Linked DNA regions of Mus musculus: region 1 is linked to region 2. The links are chromatin contacts, found by Hi-C in ENCODE. All regions are on one chromosome and are shown on one strand. The core of a region is the stretch at or near the end of the contact, and the rest is flanking DNA. Distances in the headings are between cores, read along the strand shown. Region 1 has its middle 77 kb from the start of Gm34044. Region 2 has its middle 120 kb from the start of Gm33843.

The links. A loop is a pair of places that touch in the nucleus more often than their neighbours do.
Region 1: a loop to region 2 is called in a map of T-helper 17 cell, with 2.7 times the contacts of the local background. The contact joins two enhancer-like sites. A Hi-C loop is called at or near these places in 2 of 37 maps with a recorded cell type or tissue (T-helper 17 cell and regulatory T cell).

Annotation. Positions count from the first base shown.
Region 1 is chr10:97,308,808-97,316,410 of GRCm38, forward strand. No RefSeq gene overlaps it. Among named protein-coding and RNA genes, the nearest start is that of Gm34044, 77 kb to the left of the region's middle. Within about 2 kb of position 5,325, at least 3 of the 3 ENCODE cell types and tissues checked have a DNase peak (open chromatin) inside an H3K27ac peak, as active enhancers do.
Region 2 is chr10:96,477,255-96,484,514 of GRCm38, forward strand. It overlaps the pseudogene Gm8601. Among named protein-coding and RNA genes, the nearest start is that of Gm33843, 120 kb to the right of the region's middle. Within about 2 kb of position 3,338, at least 1 of the 3 ENCODE cell types and tissues checked has a DNase peak (open chromatin) inside an H3K27ac peak, as active enhancers do.

The DNA.
Region 1 (7,603 bases), core at 4,075-6,574, 830 kb after region 2:
GATTTCACTCCAGTAGATGTAAATGAGGGCCACTCTGGGAAATCTGGGATGTGCATGCACCTGCTCTGTAGAATGTAAATCTGGTCCCTGACTTGGCTGTATTCCTTTGTTCCCTTAATATAGGCCTTGAGTTATAATTCTAGTTGGTAGTCTGCAGCATTCTAGGGGTCCTGAATTGGTGGTGGTTCAATTCCCTTTCTTCTTAAGAATCTAGACAATTCATAATTCGTATTTCCTGGTAAGTTTCTTGCTCTTGATTTCTGACTCTACTCATGCACACAGATACACACACACACACACACACACACACACACACACACACACACACACATACACTCGGAGAGAGACAGAGAGATACAGAAACAGAGAGACAGAGACAAAGAGAGACAGACAGACACAGACACACACACAAACACAAACATACTTCTTGTTGTGTTTCCAGGTGTACTGGATTACTAGCCATAAATTTTATAATTACAATCTTTTTAATGTAGTTTATAAAATTAAATAATTACACAACTCTGCTATTTGTGGAATGAGCAGGCTTTGGGTCTTCGTGACAGAGCTTGTAGACTCTTACACACATGCTTGACACTGTTTATGGTGGCAAGTACATTCTTATCTATGCCCATTTCTCTCTGGCTTCTATAGTTAGCAAAATTCAGAATCTTCATGCAAGAGCTAATCTCCAAATCTACTTCCAAGTCTACATTCTTTCCAGAGCTGGAGGTTGTTTCCAGAATGAACAAGAACTATGGATGATCGAGGTAATCTGACAAGAGGGGAATTTTATAACAAAACTACCCAGGACAGTATTTCGAGTGTCAATTTTGTTTTGGCCAAGGAGACAGAGCCTTGCTGATCTGTGCCAAATCTCTCAAAGTGAAGTTTACAAACTCTTTAAAATGTTTATGAAATGAAGCTTGAGCAATGACAAAGCCCAGACTGTTATGAAGAATCGCACAATATGAGGACGACTTACGCTGTTCATGCTAAGTGGTAAATACTTGCCTTAACTCCGACATAGGCTGTGCTGCAGATCAAGTACCATAATGCAGAGTGTGGATGGAAAACATTAAGCATTTCTGTTTGTATCACATAAAGCTCAGATATGCAAGACATTATTTATTTTATTTTATTTTTTTAAACAAACCTACTTTTAACACCATGACGCATTTCCAGACAATTCTCACGGTTTTCTCTAGCCTTCCCAAAATAGCCCTGTAGATTGAGATTCTTAAATCTTTCTGAAAACAGGAAAAAGGTTGTCATCTTCCAGATGACGTGGTCACATCTGATTTTCCTCGACGTCTAAGAGCTCCCGTGAGGTCTGGAAGCTTCCATGTGTTTGTGTAGTCTCGTGGGATGGGAAACCTTTGTAGGGCTAAGAACCTGGTAATGGTCACGTGGGCCTGCACCCAGTTTTCACCGCTCTGGCCCCTATAAAATCCACTGGTGAACTCTGAAGTCTTCCGGACACACCTGTATTCATTCAAGGGACATGGGTTCTGGTTTTGTTTCTTTGGAATTCACAGCCAATGAGATTCTAGGGCAGCCGTTCTCAACCTTTCTAAATGCTGTGGCCCTTTAACATAGTTCCTCGGGTTTCAGTGATTCCTCCACCCCCAACTATAAAATTATTTTTGTTGTTACTTCATAACCATGTTTTTGCTACTGTTATGAATCATAATGTAAATATCTGTGTTTTCTGATGGTCTTAGGGGAGCCCTGTGAAAGGGTCATTCCACCCTCAAATGGGTTACAGCTCTTTGAGAACCTCTGCTCTAGGGGAAGAATATACACCTTGACTTTTGTGAGTCCATCTGTGTTTCCCCTTAATTATTGTTAGAGGTCTGGAAACCAACCGCAGAAATGCATGCCCCTATGTAATTTTCACCATGCAATAAGTAGAAAATGAAGTCTATTCCCTTCAGTACTGTTGTGAGCTTTATGAAGTTTGCTTAATCATGTTGGCCTAACAGCAGCGAGGAGCAGCTAGAGGAATTGATCATTCAGCACGTAGGTATAATTATAGAGAGCCCAGGGGATTTAATAGAAATAGCACAGCAAAGATTAAGGAATTCTCTTACTCTTCCATCTTCCTGTCTGGGGGAATGAACATGACAGACAGTCTGCTACTTCCTGCAGTGGAAAGAGTGAATGTTGAAGGAAAACAGGATGGAAATGGAAGGGAAGCAGAGAGGAAATGGAAGGGAAGCAGAGAGGAAATGGAAGGGAAGCAGGAAGGAAATGGAAGGGAAGCAGGAAGGAAATGGAAGAAATCTTTAAACACTCATTTAATGGATGTGACTAGGAATGAGATTAGGAATGACTTCATCGGAGTGAACGCCATGTATAGAAAAAGTAAGTTTGCTTTCTTGTAAAGAACATGTGTGACTCTAAGCAGATGATGAAGGTGGCTATAGAGGTGGAGCAGTGTGGGCAACAACTGCTTGCATTTTCTCATCTCTCTGTCTCTGTCTCTGTCTCTCTCTTTAATTTTATTTTTTTACTTATTCACTTTACGTCTAGCTCACAGCCTCCATCCCAGTCACCCCCTTCCGCAACCCTTCCCCCACTCTCCCTCCCCCCCCCCCCCCGTTCTCATCTGAGCTGGTAGGGGCCCCTCTGAGAACACACCCCACCCTGGGACATCAAGTCTCCTCCATGCTAGGCACTTCTCTTCCCACTGAGGCAAGACGAGGAGGCAGCCCAACTAGAAGAACATATCCCACCTACAGGCATCAGCTTTTGGGGCAGTCACGTCAATCCCTCCATTCCAGTTATTTGGGACTCACATGAAGGCCAAGCTGCATATCTGCTACATATGTACGGGAAGGCCTAGGTCCAGCCTGTGTATGTTCTTTGGTTGGTAGTTCAGATTCTGAGAGCCCCAAAGGTTAGTTGACTCTGTTGGTCTTCCTATGGGGTCCTTATCCCCTTCTGGCCTGCAATCCTTCCTCCTATTCTCCCGTAGGAGTTCCCAAGCTCCATGTACTGTTTGGCTGTGGGTGTCTGAAACTGTCTCAATCAGCTGCTGGTTGGAGCCTCTCAGAGGACAAGATGCTCCTGTCTGAAGCATAACAGAGCATCTTTAGTAAAATTAGGGATTGGTGCTTGCCAATGGGATGGGTCTGGCATGGGGGGCAGCTGCAAGGCCTGGGTTTGAGCAAGTAAGGAACTCAGCCAATGCATGGAATAAGGCAGTATACATACGGTGGCCCAACACTCTTCCACTGACACCACCTCATGCTATTTCTATTAAGTCTCTTGGGCTCTCTACGACAATTATACCTACTGGCTAAATGATCAGTTTCTCTAGCTGCTGTTAGGCCAACATGATTGAGCAAACTTCATAAAACTCATGACAGTCCTTAAGGGAATAGACCTTGTTTTTGGAGCTGTCGAATGCTGAATACGTGCAGGCAGGCATACACACAGTCTTCTGGGAATGTAGCTGTTTGGAAATATAGTTAATCAGTAGGTTTTATTCTTTGCCTTTTAGTTCCTTATATGCTGTGTACAACGCATTATAATTGAGTGTCATAGAAAAAGAAAGGCACAGGACGCTTCCAGTTTTGTATGTTTGCTAGATGAATATGAACAGGGGAAAAAAGTCCATTACTGGCTCCAATATGTACTTTGGAACAATACTTCACAAATAAATATGTTATGCTTTTTCTCAAACAGAAAATGTTTGGGCATTGTTAGTTTATCATGCCCAATTAGACTATAAACGTTTGTTCCTCTTTTACTCAGAAGCGGGGTTATTTTAGATGCCACACCCACACCAGGAGTAAAGGTTTCTTAAGTTTTGCTTATGTGTCCTGTACCGTGAAATCTACGCTCAAGAGGAAAACAGTGTGTTGAACTGACACTTTCCTCTGTGGTTAATATGTAAGCCACGTATTATCTGAATTGTTTTGCCAAAACACGTCTGGCTGGGTACATTACACAGGTCACTCGCATATACATATTGGAGACAATAAGGTATCCGTAACAGCGTTGTGTGCTCACTCTTTTCATCTAATTTAAAATCGCGACGTGGTTTAGGAAAAGCTCTCTTAAGTCACAATACCAAGTTATTGCAGCAACATTTGTCCTCCGTGGCACTAAATTCCCTGTATAGTAAATTGTGTTTTCGGTTGCTTTGTCCCATAGTGTTGATCATAAGCCGTACTTAAGGATTTCAAACGGCGACAGCGCCCCCTCACCCCCCCCCCCCAAACCCCTTTTTAGTCCTAAGCTAGAAGTACCTATCAAATCCTATTTCTTTCCTTAAAGACACACAGGAAAGCGCCGCGGAAGAGATTCGTCGACTGTGCAACAGCGACCCCTGGCGGCCCGATGCTCGCAAGGCCTTGAGCACCCAGAGCTGTCTCTAATCAAGTCCCTCTTTGTTTTCCATATCTGGAGAGCGACCCGGAACTGTCTTTGAGAGTGTGGGCTGTGTTTGATACCCACAATCTAAAGCTCAAAGTTTCAGGATCTTCACTACTCACGGCGTACAACTCATGGGTCTTTGTTTTCTTTTTGTGACATTTAATGAAATGAGTTTTGTAGTTGGGTTTTGTCCCTTTCTCCTTGCCAGCGAATCACAACAACAAACTTGCACATTAGTAAAAAGCCTTTGATGGCTTTTGTCTGTTTGGGAGGAGAAAATGCCTGAAAAGTAAGTAAAGGTCTCAGGGAGGTGGGGGGAAGGAAAACGAGTATTGCTTGTAGCACGAACACCCATATGATTCATCGGTAGAAGCTGAGCTCTGGCTCCATTTCTTTTGTAGATTTCCCGGCTCCCCTCACCCCACCCCCCGCTTTGTTCCGCTTCAAACCTTTCAGAGGGCTGAAATGCATTATTACCTTGTTAAATCTCTACCCAAATCATTTCTACAGCCCGAAGCTGTTTTGACGTGGGTTGAGCATCTCTCTCTCACACACATACACACAAAAGAATTGCTTTTGTTCCCAGACGCTCTCATTGGCTGAACGGCCTCCCTTTCGGGCCAATCAGAATCTAGTTGTCAGGCTTGGCAGGCTATTTTTAACCCAACACACAAAACCACTGGGTCTTGGAGGCAGTCCGCGGCAGAATGAAAGTCCCCATAGTAAAAGGCAGCAGCTGAATGTATTTTGGATGTCACGGCGTGTTTGACATTTTCTCTTTAATTCCATATACACTGTTACATTAGCATGTGCTTTTTCGTAAACAACTAACTCAGAAATGGACCTGCGTTTTCACAAGCTCTGTATTACCCTTTTAGGAAGAGAAAGCCTAAAATATATTGTATTCAGACTTGATCCAAAAACATTTCATAGTGTGTGGACGTATTAAACACACACACACACACACACACACACACACACACACACACACAGTTTCAATACGAGTGTGAAGGTGCTTTTAACAAGGGATTTTTGTAGATTTTCATTTTGGGTTGACAAAATTTTCATCAGTGACTGAATGAGAGTTACAATAATATCCATCTTTCTCCCTTACCGCATTCAATATGTATATAATTACTGCAACATGTATACACTTTATGTGTGGCATCTAAAATTATAAATACTCAGTGTGGGGTATTTTTGTGGGGGTATTTAGATAAAGCATGGTTTGCAGCATATTCAACCGATTGTTCAGTGGGGGACTTTTTTTTTTTAACCTCCCTAAATACACTTTAAGTGACAAGGCATCAAAACACATAGTTTGTAAATTATCTAACATATCCAGGAAACGAAAAGTTGCCAGATGTGAAAATACCAGGTTGTAAAGTTTGATTCACCCCCCAACCCCCGAGCCTTCCGTTTAATAGGCCAAAAAGCAGAAAAAGCTAAGTTGATCTCAAAATATATATCACAAAGCAATTTATTGGCAGAAAAATGAAACTATTTCCTGCAAAGGAAAGGGGGGGTTGTGGAGGCCTAAATAAGAAAGATGTTAAGAATCTCCCCTGGTTCTTACAAGAGATTTTTAAATTGTAGATTTGCCTAGTATTTATTTATCCAAGCTTGGCGATATGACTTTATTTGTTGTTCTTTGTTCATCTCCTGAAAAAGGCCTGTTATTTTTTGTTGCAAACCACGAAAGTGTCATTTAAACATGGTGTCAGGCAAGTGCAGAAATCCCGCAAAGGCTCCTGGGAGACATGGCTAGGATCCTATTCAAAGATGCAGGCGTTCTTCAGGAGAGAGGCTTCCATAACAAAAGTAGCCAAGGATAAGGAAAAGTTTACACAAAAGTTCTAGCAGAACTGTGGAGAACAGTCAAGATGTAGGGAAGGTGTGTACCTTGCCTTAGCAGATTTCACTGTTGGGGAGAAATGTCCCCTGCTTTTCTGATGGTGAATTTGAACGACTGTAACAATGCACCTGGAAAAGAGGCCACTCTTTCCAACAACTGTGTGAGGCACACTAGGTCAGCTTTCTAAAACCTCTATAATAGCTCCCAGGAACTTTGCTAGGTTTAGATAGGCAACCAGCTGCTAACAATTTAGTTTAATATTCATTCTTATTAGAGTCAAAGAATCTGAAAAAAACTGAGACCAGGCAAGATTCTTTTCTCTTGGCAGTGGCATATAGCACATTGAACTCCAGTAAAAATTAATCCATGACACTTTTTTGATGCTAGGCCCTCATTCTTTGGGCCGGGTCATTTTGCTCTTGACTTAATCATCTGGGAAGTGCCTTGATTTGGGTTGTTTGTTTGTTTGTTTGTGGTTTGGTTTGATTATATGCTTGTCTGGTTTAAAAGTAAATATACAACGATCATATCAATTTTTTTAAATGTGTCTTCACCTCGCAGTCTCTGGGTTTATATATAAACTCCCTAAAGGCAAAAACTATTAGAATAAAATAGGTATATTATTATTTTTTAAAGAAAATAACATTTAACCCCTCCACCCAGCATTTGTTAAGTTTTATCCAACCCTGGTGTACATTTTCTTGTCCATGGAAGTTCTCCTGGGAGAAGAAACATATGCAGGTCCCTTGCCTGAGCCTCTATGAGAATGGTAAGCAGAAAAGGACTGGATGCTGCCAGGTTCCAAACTAACCAGGTAAGAAATGGAGTTATTGTTGTCTGCAAAATGTAGATCCCTAGGCCTCCAAGATATCTTGTGATCACCTGCTGACTAAACTGTGATCATGTTAACCGAGAGATGGGTGCAGTCCCTGAACTGAAGCCCTCATGCCAATGTGTTTGTAGAACCGATAGAGTAGACCAAACCCTAGTTCTATCATGACAAAATGGGTTCTTGCTGAGGAGTGACAGTTTTCTGTGTGTTGGGTAAAATGGTGGAGAAGGATGTCTGTCAATGACAGCTGGTGTCTTCAGCTTGCTTCTCACTTCCCAGGAGTCTTGCTTCAAGCTCCCCACCTCGCCCCACCCCACCCCCGTCCATGTTCCCTTCTGGGAATGTTTCTCAGGTTCCTCCTGAGCTGCATCCCCTTTGTCACTCCTCACCCATCTCCCCAACTTGCAGTTAAGAGTAAATCCATGGGATCCTTCTCTTTCTCTTTTTATTTATTTATTTTTTTAAATTTATTTATTATATGTAAGTACATTGTAGCTGTCTTCAGACACTCCAGAAGAGGGAGTCAGATCTCA
Region 2 (7,260 bases), core at 2,088-4,587:
TCCATCTTTGATGCTGGGGTTGGTATTGCTCTCAATAACAACTTTATGATGCCCATTTCCTTGTATGACAATGAATACGGCTACAGCAACAGGGACTTCATGGCCTACATGGGCTCCAAGGAGTAAGGAGTAAGAAACCCTGTACCACGCACCCCAGCAAGGACACTGAGAGCAAGAGAGAGACCCTTGGTTGCTGGGGAGTCCCTGTCCCAACTCAGTCCCCAACATTCAGCATCTCCCTCACAGTTTCTATCCCAGACCCTCACAATAACGAGAGGGTTCTAAGGAGCTCTACTCTCTTAAATACCATTAATAAAGTTTGCTGTACCCACCAATAAGGAAGGAAGGAAGGAAGGAAGGAAGGAAGGAAGGAAGGAAGGAAGGAAGAAAGAAAGAGAGAGAGAGAGAGAGGGAGAGGAAGGAAGGAAGGAAGGAAGGAAGGAAGGAGAGAAGGAAGGAAGGAAGGAGAGAAGGAAGGAAGGAAGGAAGGAAGGAAGGAAGGAAGGAAGGAAGGAAGGAAGGAGAGAGAGAAGGAGTACCCACCATCACTACCATCCAGTTCTAGGGGATTCAGCATCCTTTCTGATCTCCGAGAGCATTGGGTATGCACACGTCACATAGACATATGTGCAAGCAAATTATTCATAGACATAAAGTAAAATAAATAAATTGGAATATGTTTTCTTAGATGAAGAGGGGTATACTGACTATGTTGGTATTTATAAAGAAGCACACCATGGCTTTTATGGTCAGAGATACTCATTTTCACATGTTTTTCAACCCCTGTGTTCTCAGCAAGATGCTGAGGTAGGTCCCCAGTAAGACAGCAAGAAGAACAAAGACTCTACCCCTAGATACTCATAGTGCTTTTCAGTCACGTGCATAGCTTGCTGACTACATTGTCCCAGTGTGTGCATCAGGATGTATTATGGGCTGTATCAGGTAGGTAGTCCTAATGCTTAAACAGTAAAACAACAGAAGTTTAGTTCTTATTCATGTTGTATGTATCTATTCCTGTGTAGCAAACTGTCCCCCAAATTTAGTGATTTAAATATTCAAACATTTCTCAGTTTCTGGAGTCAAGAATCCAGGAGCAGCTCAGCAGATTTGGCTATGGTTCAGGGACTCCCGAAGCGCACGCACAATGTCTACTGGAGCAGCGAAGATTAGACAATTCTTTTCAAATCTCGCTTACCTGATTCTGCACAGCTCTGCCTCACCACATGGACATCTCATAAACTTCAGCTTCCTGGCCTTCCCACAGAGAGAAGCAAGGGAGTAGCCAGAGTGATGCTACCATCATGTATAGGTAGATGCAATGCTACCTTCTGCTGTATGCTATTTCTCACAGGAGCAGACCCAGGGACTGTGAATAAGATGGACAGCAGGAAGTAGAATCTTTGGGTAATGACTACTCCATAACTAGTACATGTCCTAGGGCACAGTAGCCAATGGTTAGAGGAGATCCCTGGGCCACTACTTCATTCATGACATTCAAAACTCTAGCACCCAACCACTGGGCTTTCTCCAGCTAGTCCTCCACTTACTTAAAGGATGTACTGAGTAGTTAGGGTAAGGGTGTGGGGTGGCCCCTCATAGTTGATACAGAACATGCCCAGACACCAAATTCTCAGCATAAAAGAAATTTGTTGTACAAGATGGGCAAATGTAGAGATAGGGGTAGGAGGTGGGGGATGGGGTTAGGGAACTGGATTAAGCAAAGGCAGACAGCAGGCAGCAGGTATTTTTGTAGGTGTTAGTTTTTAAGGAAAAGGGGGTAAGTCTGTGCCAGAGTGAGTTGGTAGATCCTGATTGGACAGGTTAGTTAGTGGAGCTAAATAACCTGAATTTTGGTTTCTGAACCTTGGTGTTTAGTTTCAGGAATGAGACAGTGGTCATATAAGGGAATAAGACCTTGTGGGCTAGCTTTAGGTAGCCAAACAGTTTAGCCAAGGGAGAGAGAAAGGAAAACGGACAAAATCTATTGGCCCTTTTGTCATTCGAGGACCTGTTAGTTCTTTTGTCAATACTGCTTAAGGGCTTAGGGGACAAGTCTTAGAAGTTGTGCGCAATACTTTGGCCCACATTCCATGTGCCACAACGCCACCCAATGCAGAGGAGTCTGGGAAACGCAATCTGTCTGTGTCCTACCCCCCTCCCCCATTAAAAGAGTAGGACTTGGTAAGTGAGATGCAATCTCTCACTCTGCCACTCCCTCTATTTGAAAAGACTATACGTGTAAACTATACGCGTTAGCGCTATCTCTACAGTTTCAATAGAACAAAGGGATACAATTGCTTGCCATTGTGCAAAAAGGACAATTTGATTAGTTGGGTACTTTCACCTCTGCTGTGCCTAGCAAATGCAGCACCTGTTGCAGACAGCACGAAGGTGGCAGAGAGCAAGCTCTGGTCCCGGGAGCCTGCTGCTTCGGGGATACCGGAATGGTGCTTCCGGAAACGAGCCTCACCTGTTTCCCAATGGGGGAAGAAAAGCCAGGCTTTGTTCCCAGGCAAATGAAAATCCAAATCACAAGACTCAAACTATGAGCGCAGAACAGTGCATTAAAATGTGGTGGCGGTGTGTGCTATTTGCCTGTATCTAAATATACATCTGCCTTCCCTCATGCCCTCTGGAAACACTGAAGGATGGAGGGTGATTAATGAGGAGAGAAGTCGTTCGCCTGTAGCTCTGCTTCTTCAGGCCTCTGTTGCTAAGCCTCTTGGTCTTTAAGGGATTCGGGATGTTAGCTGCAGGTCACGGTGGCCCATTTCTCCACATACTAATGTGGCAAGCCTCCAATGATGGGGACATGAATAAAAAGCTGCTTCTGGCCCAGAAGAAAAAAAAAATGGTCGGATCCAAATTTGAAGTTTCCAAAAAGGCTTTAACAATCCTTTAAATTAGATAGATGCGCTCCTCCACCTACTCGTTCTGAATTCTGGCCATATTTATTTCGAAAGAACCAAAAAAAAAAAAAAAAAGGCGCTATTTTTTTTCTCCCAACAGCCCAGTTTCAGAGTCTTCTGCCGTGATTACCTCAGTCGCTGAAGCGTCTGCTTACCTCACTTCAAGTTGGAAAAACCCACAGAAAGGAATGATTTTTTTTTTCTGGAGGGGAGTGGGGAGAAGCAGCAAAAAAAAATGAATGAAATCCGAGCCATACTCGGGATCCTCTCTGCCCACCCCGGCTTCTGAGGAGAGAAGGATGTTTTCCTGAGAAGCCAGCTCCAAGCCATAAACCTGGAACACATCGAGCTTTTTCTTCGTGCTAATTGGCACTTACCTCACCTAGGGGCCTCTGCCAAGGAGACTTGAGGGGTTTAATGGGGGGAAAGGAAGAAAGGAAAGAGCCCAGAGTCCTGGAACACAGTACCAACCACGTGGGATCTTTTGCTGGAGGGCTTTGCAACAAAGTGGCCTATGTGCCCGCCCTGCCCTCCAGTTTGTGGGGCTAACGCTCAGACCCAGACCGGGGCCTGAATGATAACTGCTTGGTGTAATTACGAAGACAGCTTGAAAACTATGCTCCTCTTTGTTCTGGCCTTCAGATGAGGCTGTCTGAACGCAGTTTGCGCCAGCTTTATTTCAAAGCGCTTTTTCTTTCCATATTTCAAAAGGTCAGTGTGTTTACTGGTGGCCAAAAAAGAAGCTGGTGTAAGAGAAAGAACCTCGTGTAGCTGAGTGGCAGGCAACCAGAAAGCGGAGGCAGGGGGCTGGCTCTGGTTCTGTATGTGCCTGGAGAGGAGACAAGAGAACCCTCAAGTCTTGACCTCTCCTTTATCACCGTTCAAAGACAAGGGGGTGAATGGGAACTGTAGTCTTTTGTGGGGATTAAAAGAGAAAACTAATTCTTAAAGTCTGGTTGTGGAAGGAGAAATGCAGGTATGCTTAGTAAAAACAATGTTATCAACTGCTAAGCCAGAAAAAAACGTCCACTTCAACTCCTGGAGGTGAGAATGCTTCCTTCTTTCAAGAAAGCAGGCTTGACAACCTGGCCACCCTTGGGAATTTTGAGACTGTTTTCTGTCAAGGTAAGTTAGTGCCAGGAAATAATAGCAAACCACAAACCCTTTCGCAGGTCTCTGGGTTGGCAGTCTGAGACTAACGCTGTTACTTAGAAAAATAAAGCTGATCAGACAGACCACCACCTGCCCATCCATAAAGCATTTATGCTTTCGTTGTGAATATTTGAAAACAGTGTCAGGCTCCAGCGACTTCGACTCAATGCCTACGTCAAGTATTCTTTGTGGCTCATTTTCTTTGAAAAGTCCCCTGGACTTGCTATAGAGTGAGCTCCTGACAGAAGGAGGGGAGCAAGCTGTAAACGTCGTAGAAAGAGGAGATGTCAAAACCAGGTGTATTAGGGTTCAAATCTTCACATCACCACTTACAAGCTGTGTGATTTTTGGCTAATGCACTTAGCCAATGTGTGGCTTAGTTTTCTTGTGTACAAATGTAGGTGTCTCACAGTCTGTTCCCAGGAGGGTTCATCAATAAGTATGTGTGAGATGTATAAAGCTGTTCCCCTTGCTCTGTAAACATCTCAATGTTAGGTAATGTTGAAAAGCACACCTCTCTTCCAAATGGAATTCTATGCTAGGGAAGAGCCCCCTTGCCATGTGCTACCAACAGTCTTTAGACAATCTGCCTCCAATAGAAGTAAAAGGTAAAGTTGCAAACGCCAGGGAATGCCACTTGTTTGTGAAGGAGAGAGAGGCAGTAGTAAGAAAGAACTGATGAAACTGCTCAAAACCCAATCTCCTGACTACTCTGAATTTCCAGGCTCCTGTAAAAGGTTGTAGCAAAATGGGTCGAATTCTCCAGAAGTCACTTGGGAAAGGTGCGATAACTCCAGAAGGAATGGAGAGAAAGGGGTAGGGCAGAGTTTAGGAAATGAGAGCTAAGATGTCTAGAGACCCTTTACATTGCATTTATCACCACATTAAGCAAACATCGTTACCGCCATTTTACTGTCAACCAAGGCTAGGTTCAGGTAGCCTATGGGAACTTTCTGACTTTTTTCTAGGAAGCTGTATGGCAGGATTTGAATGTTTTTCCTCTTTCCTAGGAAAACTGCATAGAAAGGTAGCCCGAGGAAATGTCAGAAGGGCAGGTTGCACTATGGTCCAGATAACCTGTGACTTCATGGGCAGTCTTAGCAAGAGCATTTACTAATGTTTCTTCTACGCTACAACCCATCACACCCCCCACCCCCCGTCCAAGTGAAGCAGCCTCGTAGGAGTCTCTGTTTTAAGAAAGAGGGAGTATGTTGTTGTTGTTGTTCTGGAAAGTAAGTCTGATGATATTTGAGCCTGTCTGTCCTATATTTGCTCATACATAAGGTTTTTTTATGTTCTATCTCCATGTATTTTTTTATTAGATTTATTTATTCCCTTTACAACCCTATATCAGCCTTTCTTCTCCTCCCAGTACCCCTTCACGCCCCTCTCTGGGTGTCAATCCCCCCCCCCTCCAGCACTGGGGTTGTGGGACTATGTGCATCTTCTCCCACTGAGGCCAGACAAGGCAGCCAGGGAACAGGCTCAAGAATAGCCCCTGCTCCAGTCTTTGTGGTTTGCCAGTGTTTTGTCCTTTGAGTTTTTTGATCTTAGCCATACTGACGGGTGTGAGGTGGAATCTCAGGGTCATTTTGATTTGTATTCCCCTCACGACTAAGGATATGGAACGTTTCTTGAGGTGCTTCTTGACCATTCAAGACTCCTCTGTTGATAATTTTCTGCTCTGTACCCCATTTTTAATTAGGTTATTGGGATTGTTGTTGCCTCACTTCTTGAGTTCTTTGTATATTTTGGATATTAGCCCTCTGTCAGTTGTAGGGTTAGTGAAGCTCTTTTTCCCAAGCTGAAGGTTGTTGTTTTCTCCTGACAATGGGGTCCTTTACTTATAGAAGCTTTTCAGTTTCTTGAGGTTTCATTTATTAATGCTTTATGTGAGTGTCTGAGCCATTGGAGTTCTGTTCAGGAAGTTGTCTCCTGTACTGATGAGTTCAAGGCTATCCCCCTACCCCCCTTTCTGTTCTTCTGATGTGCCTGGTTTTATGTTGAGGTCTTTGATCCTTTGAAATTGAGTTTTGTGCAGGGTTATAAATATGGACCTACTTACATTCTTCCACATGTGAACAAGTTGGACCAGCACCATTTGTTGAAGTTGTTCTCCCTTTTTCATTGAATGGTTTTTGTTTCTTTGTCAAATATCAAGTGTCCATAGGTATGTAGGTTTATTTCTGGGTCTTTGATTCAATTCCATTGATTCACCTGTCTGTTTCTATACCATTTGCACACAGTGTTTATTACTATTGCTCTGGAGTACAGTTTGAAGTCAGAGATAGTGGTATCTTCAAAAGTTCTTTTATTGTTTAGGATCATTTTAGCTATCCTATGTTTTTTGTTATTCTGTATGAAGTTGAGGATTGTTCTTGAAGAATTGTGTTGGAATTTTGATGGGAATTGCATTGAATCTGCAGATTGCTTTTAGTAACATGGCCATGTTCACTATATTAATCCTACTTATCCTTGAGCAAGTGAGATCTTTCCACCTTCTGATATCTCCTCAATTTATTTCTTCAGAGACTGGAGGTTCTTGTCATTCAGATCCTTCACTTTCTTGATTAGAGTTAAACCAGGTATTTTATATTATTTCTGGCAATTGTGAAGGTTACAATTTCCCTAACATCTTTCTCAGCCCATTTATCACTTGTGTTGAAGAGGGTTACTGATTTCATGGAGTTAATTTTGTGTCCAGATACTTCACTAATGGTGATTATTAGCTGTAGGATTTCTCTGGTAGGATCTTTGGGGTCACTTATGTATACTATCATATCATCTGTGAATAGTGACACTTTGACTTCTTCCTTTCCAATTTATATTCTGTTGATCTCCTTTAGTTTTCTTACTGCTCTAGCTAGAACTTCAAGTACTATATTGAAAAAGATGTGGGGAAAGTAGACAGCCTTGTCTTGTTCCTATTTTAGTGGAATTGCTTTAAGTTTCTCACCATTTAATTTGATGCTGGCTATTAGCAATTGACTATATTATGTTTACATATGCCCCTTGTATCCCTGAATTCTCTAAGACTTTTAACATGAAGGGGTGTTGGGTTTTGCCAAATGCTTTTTCAGCACCTAGTGAGGTGATCATGTGATTTTTTTTCTTTCAATTTATTTATCTATTGGATTATATTGATGGAATTTCATATATTGAACCCCCTGCAACCCTGAGATGAAACCTACTTGATCAT